Regions from separate parts of the Homo sapiens genome. Here region 1 is linked to region 2. A link is a loop called in an ENCODE intact Hi-C map of the cell type or tissue named here. Cell type or tissue: HCT116. All regions are shown on one strand. Links, peaks and the distances in the headings refer to the core of each region. The heading gives the core; the rest is flanking DNA.

The links. Peaks named below come from ENCODE experiments on the same cell type or tissue, not always from the same donor. Only the 100,000 strongest peaks of a DNase experiment are listed, where the experiment ranks them.
Region 1: it touches region 2 in a loop (2.2-fold over the local background); 1 of 110 quality-filtered maps calls a loop at or near these places.

Annotation. Positions count from the first base shown.
Region 1 is chr5:82,916,857-82,919,784 of GRCh38, forward strand. All of the region lies in intron 2 of LOC107986430 (a long non-coding RNA gene), which reads left to right. The region is part of intron 2 of LOC105379051 (a long non-coding RNA gene); the gene reads right to left. Among named protein-coding and RNA genes, the nearest start is that of LINC01338, 58 kb to the left of the region's middle. In HCT116, for the core only: no CTCF peak of the experiment used is centred there; a DNase peak (open chromatin) is centred at 1,545; H3K27ac peaks cover 510 bases.
Region 2 is chr5:82,640,394-82,643,321 of GRCh38, forward strand. No RefSeq gene overlaps it. Among named protein-coding and RNA genes, the nearest start is that of MIR3977, 200 kb to the right of the region's middle. In HCT116, for the core only: a CTCF peak has its summit at 1,155 (motif pointing right); a DNase peak (open chromatin) is centred at 1,158.

The sequences.
Region 1 (2,928 bases), core at 305-2,804, 280 kb after region 2:
CAAAGTGGCCCTATTTTCATGCTAATCTGCCATGTTGATTTCTGATTAGCTCCAGTATCATGAATGCTCCTTGATTCCTGCTTTATTTACTGTCCTTAGTGTAAGAACTTGTCAACCTTGATGTTGTTGCAGAAATTATAGGCTGTGATGCGTATAGTATTCTTGCCTCTTCTGGAGGGTGCCTTTGTGTTGCTGGAGCACATACACCCTTTCCCTGTGGTCTACAAGCCTTGGATCTGGGGAGTAACAGTGTGGAGATCTACCTGTCTTGCTGCTGCTCAAGACCGCATTTCTGTCTGCAAGTTCCCTCAATGAAGCACCCTTTATCGGCAAACTGAATTTGTCTGCATGGCTCTTTGGTTTCTCAACTCCTGCAGCATTTGGGGACTGCTTCCCGTATACAGCCCTTTCACACAGCAGTAACTCATTCCACCTCCCTGTGCTTCAGTTTTCTTATTTGTTAAATGGAGATGGTAAAAATTCATATTTTGTAAGATAGTTCTCAGGAAGAAATGAGTTAATATATATAAAGCTCTTGGAATAATGCCTGACTTCAAATAAGTGCAATATAAATGCTGTTATTATTAAGTTATCTTCTGTTTTCTGCAGAGTTGGTTTTTCTGTTTTATTAATTTGGTCTTTTACTTTGTGCTTTTGGTTTTCATACATATATATATATATATATATATATATATATATATATATATATATAAATATATATATATATATATATAACATGTATATTTGTTATCCAATCACTTTTAAGAATAAAGAATGGGGCTCATTATTCTAGTTAATTTGTGTAGGTTTCCTCCGCTGCTGTGTGAATAGGTCTTTTCTCAAAAACTCCCCTTCACTGCTTTGAAATTTGACTGGCAGTTTATGTATGTAGGCAAGGGCGTGTTAAACGACCTGCTTTGTTTCAATATGAGTGATATGGATATCAGCTGACAGGTTGCAGTTTCCCTAAATGCTAAAACAAAGAGGTTTTAAACCTCTATACCCCCAATAAAAGCCTAAGCAGTTCAGCCACTTTATTTATCAAGGAGATTCCACTTGCTGGTGTAGGGAAAGAGGGATGAGAGGCACTGGGGAGAAATTTGGTTCAAAGACCTCCGGATAATCCCGTTTGCTCGACTTCCCATGTCTGCCTTCTGCCTCATTTGCCAACTTCATTTGGTGCCTCCAGTGAGAATACTGACTTTCACCTCCACCTCCACTGCAGTCTGCTCTTACTGGATTTGCATCTGCACTTTGCTCTGCTCCATTTCATATTTCAATAGGTTTTTATTCTCTTTCTGTATTTCAAAAATGTGTTGGAATCTCTGTTCAGATGTTAACTCTCTCCAATTATCTTCTTTGTTAATGAAATCCATTTTTTGTTACTTTTATATATCTTAAAATCACTAGGATTTCCAGGGAGTCCTGAGATTGATGGGAAGTTTGTTGCTCATTCTACTCTCTTGATCCGGAACTGACATCACAAATATTATTGTTGAGATCACTGCAGATTACCAGTTAATGACTTATCCCCCACCCTGCCCCACCCCGCTTCTTGATTCTGGAGCAATTGACAACAAAGCTAAAAGTCTTGTCTCAAAAAAAAAAAAAAAAAGACCACACATAAACAGTGACAATTGATGCATTATCTCTTCCAAAAACAGAAACCATGACTAATAGATGTTTGACTCTAATTGCTTCAATCAGTTAAGTCATTCCTTCTTCCTAGGAGGAGAAGTAAGAAGTAAAGAGAATAGCTGGTGCTTGATCCCTGTCTTAACCCATTTGGGGTGCTGTAAAGGGATGCCTGAGGCTGGACAGTTCATAAAGAAAAGAGGCTTAATTGGCTCATAGTGCTGCAGGTTGTACAAGAAGCATGGCACCAGCATCTGCTTGGCTTCTGGTGAGGGCTTTTGTGCTGCATCAAAACATGGCCTAGGAAGTCAAAGGGGAAGCAGGCATGTATGAAGTGGGACCAAACAGGAAGTGGGACCTCTCTTTCTTTATAACAACCCATGCTCAAGGGAAATAACCCATTCCCATGAGGACTAATTCTGTCTAGCCAGAAGGAGAACGCACACTCATTACCTGGAGGATAGCACCAAGCCTTTCATGAAGAATCTGCCCCCAGGACCCAAATATCTTCCACTAGGCCCAACCACACCACCACAAATTGGGGATCAAATTTCAACATGAGCTTTGGGTGAGGACAAACAAATAACCAAATCACAGCAGTCCCAAAGACTTGCCTGTGTGGTGAGAAGTATTAGTAAGTTCCTGTTTTTGAGCTGGGTAGGAATACAGAGTGTAACATGGTAGAGATATCCTTTTCCATTTATTTTACAGCTAAAGTACCTGAAACTTTGGAGGTTAAATGACTGGCTCGAGGGTATGGAATTGATAAATGATAAAGTTGGATTCTTAGATTTCTAACTTGGCGCCCTTTAATTCTTCAATGCTGCATCCCTGCTCTATGTTATGGTACTATGACCTCAAACATCAAAACACGAAATCTTCAAAGACGTATTTGATGAAGTTAAAAATATTTATTAATATTTAGAACTATCTTCTCACATGATCACAATACTGTAATTCCTAAGGTAAGAAAGGGAGCTAATATAGTTTAGAAATTCCAAAAAATATACTAGAAGCAAAAACATTTTCAAGTTCTCACTAATCTACAACATCTTATTAACCAGAATTTCGTGCCCTTTGCCTCACTTTTCAGGCTTTCTGGTATATAGTTTTCTAACACAGAAAATATTTTTATTTTCTGAATTTCTCATTTCAGTCTTTGAGTTTCTTAGGAAATAGTTGACTCCATTCCTATAAGTGCCCAGTAGTAAATCACAAGTGTCTGTATTTCTTAGTGCCAGAAAAAGCACAAAACGAAAAGGCTCCCTCAGGAGACATACATGTTGTGAGCTT
Region 2 (2,928 bases), core at 210-2,709:
TCTGTGATGGTGCTCTTGGGGGCTGGTGTGCTCCATGGGTCATCACACTGAGCCCTACTGAACCGCTGCTTTAACAACAGAAATTTAAATAGAGGACATTTTTATGTTTTGCAGACTTATTATGTGTGTATTTGCATATAAATATATATAATTTGCACATAATCTATAATTACAAAAACTTTTTTTTTTTTTTTGTAAAGGTCAGGACCTGATATTTTCTGAAATTGGTAGTGGTTAGGAGGTGCCTAGAAACAAAAGACTATCATCACTTAGCCAAATTGCTTTGGGGCATGGACCAAGGGGGCGTGGAAACCAGCAGGGAAATATAGATCAGATTGGGATCAAGTGAAACATTTGAGTTTTCCAGGTAAACATATCACAGGGCCTTGAAAATAAATTTTAAGAAGATAATTTTACATTGTATTTATTTGTCTGAAATGCTTTGGAACTGATCTCTAACAGGAATGCTTTCAGACCTACACAAACATATCACTTGCAAAATTTAGACTCTTATAAAACACAAAAGGTGTTTATGAAGTTGAATATAAACTGCAGAGTTATCAAAAACTATCCCCCAAGGCACGTTAGTTTTTAACTGTAAATCAGAATTCAAGGGAAGGTGTAAAACAGGGAATGCAGAGATGTTTCTTCCTTGCTCACAATGCCCCTGGAGTCCAACATCAGATCCATGCTGCAGCAAACTCTCCATCAGAAGGGCCAGCCAAGGAGGAGGGTGCTTTACTATATGAATAGACCAGACTGTCTCAAAGAGATTAGCCCATGCCAGTAACAGTTCTTAGACTAAATCGCTCTATTTCAGAAGTTCTTTCTAAAACCCTTATTTCTGAATCAAAAACATGCCCTTTTATTAATTTGTATCCGTGTTCTCCTGAAATAGGAACAATTGACAAAAACCATGGTCAAGGATTGCCATGTAACACTGACTTCAATCAAGCATAGGTTCGGGAGGGTGTGTTTCATATGAATTTCTTTTCATTAGGTCATATAGCTAACATTAGATGCTAGAAAAGTCTGCAGCTCCCATAGAGGAGGGAGATGTGAAAATCTGGTGCTGGCAATGATGGCAACTTGCCATTCTGACAGAATTGCACAATCAGCTTCCAGGACACGTTTCACCAGTTTATTTTAGGAACCAGTGAGCTACACTAGAGGGCAGACTAACCTAGACCTTTTTATTCCCTTCCAATGAGAGTCTAATCCATTGTGTCTGACATGAAGCATTACAGAAATAGAATCCTACAAGTGAATAAAACTGTGACACTGTTTCATTATCGTTGATGAGGATTGTGCCTCAGATGGTTTCTCCTTATTTAACTTTGTACTGAGGGCATTTAATATCTTAAATACTTAATTTAGAGAAGGTTTAAGGAAAACAAAACAAAAAGCCTGTGAAAATAGTGGAGGGTGTACGATTATTACAGCTATGTTATTGCAAAGACAAGCATCACTGTGAGAGTGTGATAATGACCAGGAACACACAGAAACCTTCTCCAGAGGAACATGAAATCTATAAGACATTGTCACAGTGAGATAAATTAGATCCATAATGGCAATTTTTGCTTAGTATGGTGCTTTGTAATTTCTCATTTTTAAAACTATGAAATCTCATTTTCTTTTCTTTTGTGTGACTGTGAAGCAGTCTAAGGGTCAAGAGGACAAGCTGTGTGGAAATGGGTTATCCTGGAAATAAATTCAGCATTGCTCTAGCTGGGATTGTCCTATACCACCTTGGAATCTTTAGTCCTTTTAGTGATTTTAGGATGTGGTGGAGGAGAGGGGTATGGAATTTTCAGGATTGTCATTGGGCATAGATGTTGTCATGAAACTGGTTGATTGACACAACTGCCCACTAGTCATTCTTTTAAATTATCCAACTCACGGGTGTAAGAAATAAATATTTTTCATAGCTAGTGTATTAATCAAGATTCTTCAGCGATAAAACCAATAGTATATTTATTTATTTATTCATTCATTTTAAAGAATTGGCTGATGTGATTATGGAGACTGAGAAGTCCCAAGATAGTAGTAGTCAGCAAGCTGGAGACCCAGAGAGTCAATGGTATAATTCCAGTCTGAGTTCAGAGGCCTGAGAACCAGGAGAACTGGTGGTGCAAGTTCCAGTCTGAATTAGTTTAAACGCAATAGAAGATCCGTATCCTAGTTCAAAGACAGTTAGGCAGAGAGAGCATGCAAATTCTCCCTTACTCAAAGGATTGGGTGAGGCCCACCCATATTGGGTAGGGCAATCTACTTTACTCAGTCTACCAATTCAAATGTTAGTTTCATACAGAAGCATCCCACAGACACAACCAGAACAGTGTTTGACCAATTATCTGGGCACGTAATGGCCTAGTCAAGTTGACACATTAAATTAGCCATCACAGTTAATATCTTGTTTGTGTTTACTTTGTGCTTACAGATTATAAATCACTTTCATAAACATTATCTCTTTGTCCTCACTACAAGCTAGGTAGGGCAAATTTTCATTAACGTTATCACAAGGGGTTATTATGCATAAGTAATTATTAAGACACTGAATGGTCTTCATGTCTTTTATGAAAATGAAGCATAGAAAGATTTTGCAACTTGAGTAACAAGCAATTTGTATTACTTCTTTCAACTCTTAGTCCTAGGCTCTTTTGACTACATTTTACATTTATTTCAAAGTCTAAGCAACGATAGCTACAGCAACTGCCAAATCTCCAAAAGATGAATATTCTGACATACAATGTAAAAATTTCCCTTGCCAAATTTGTCCTGTGTTAAAATATACATAGTGCACCTGTAGTAGGCTTGGCACATTAAAATAAATGCAACTTGAAGTCAGTGGTGGCAGGGGTTAAAGTGGGCAAGAAATAAATGGAATAAGTATGTCAGTATAATTAATAATCACAGAACTCCAGAATG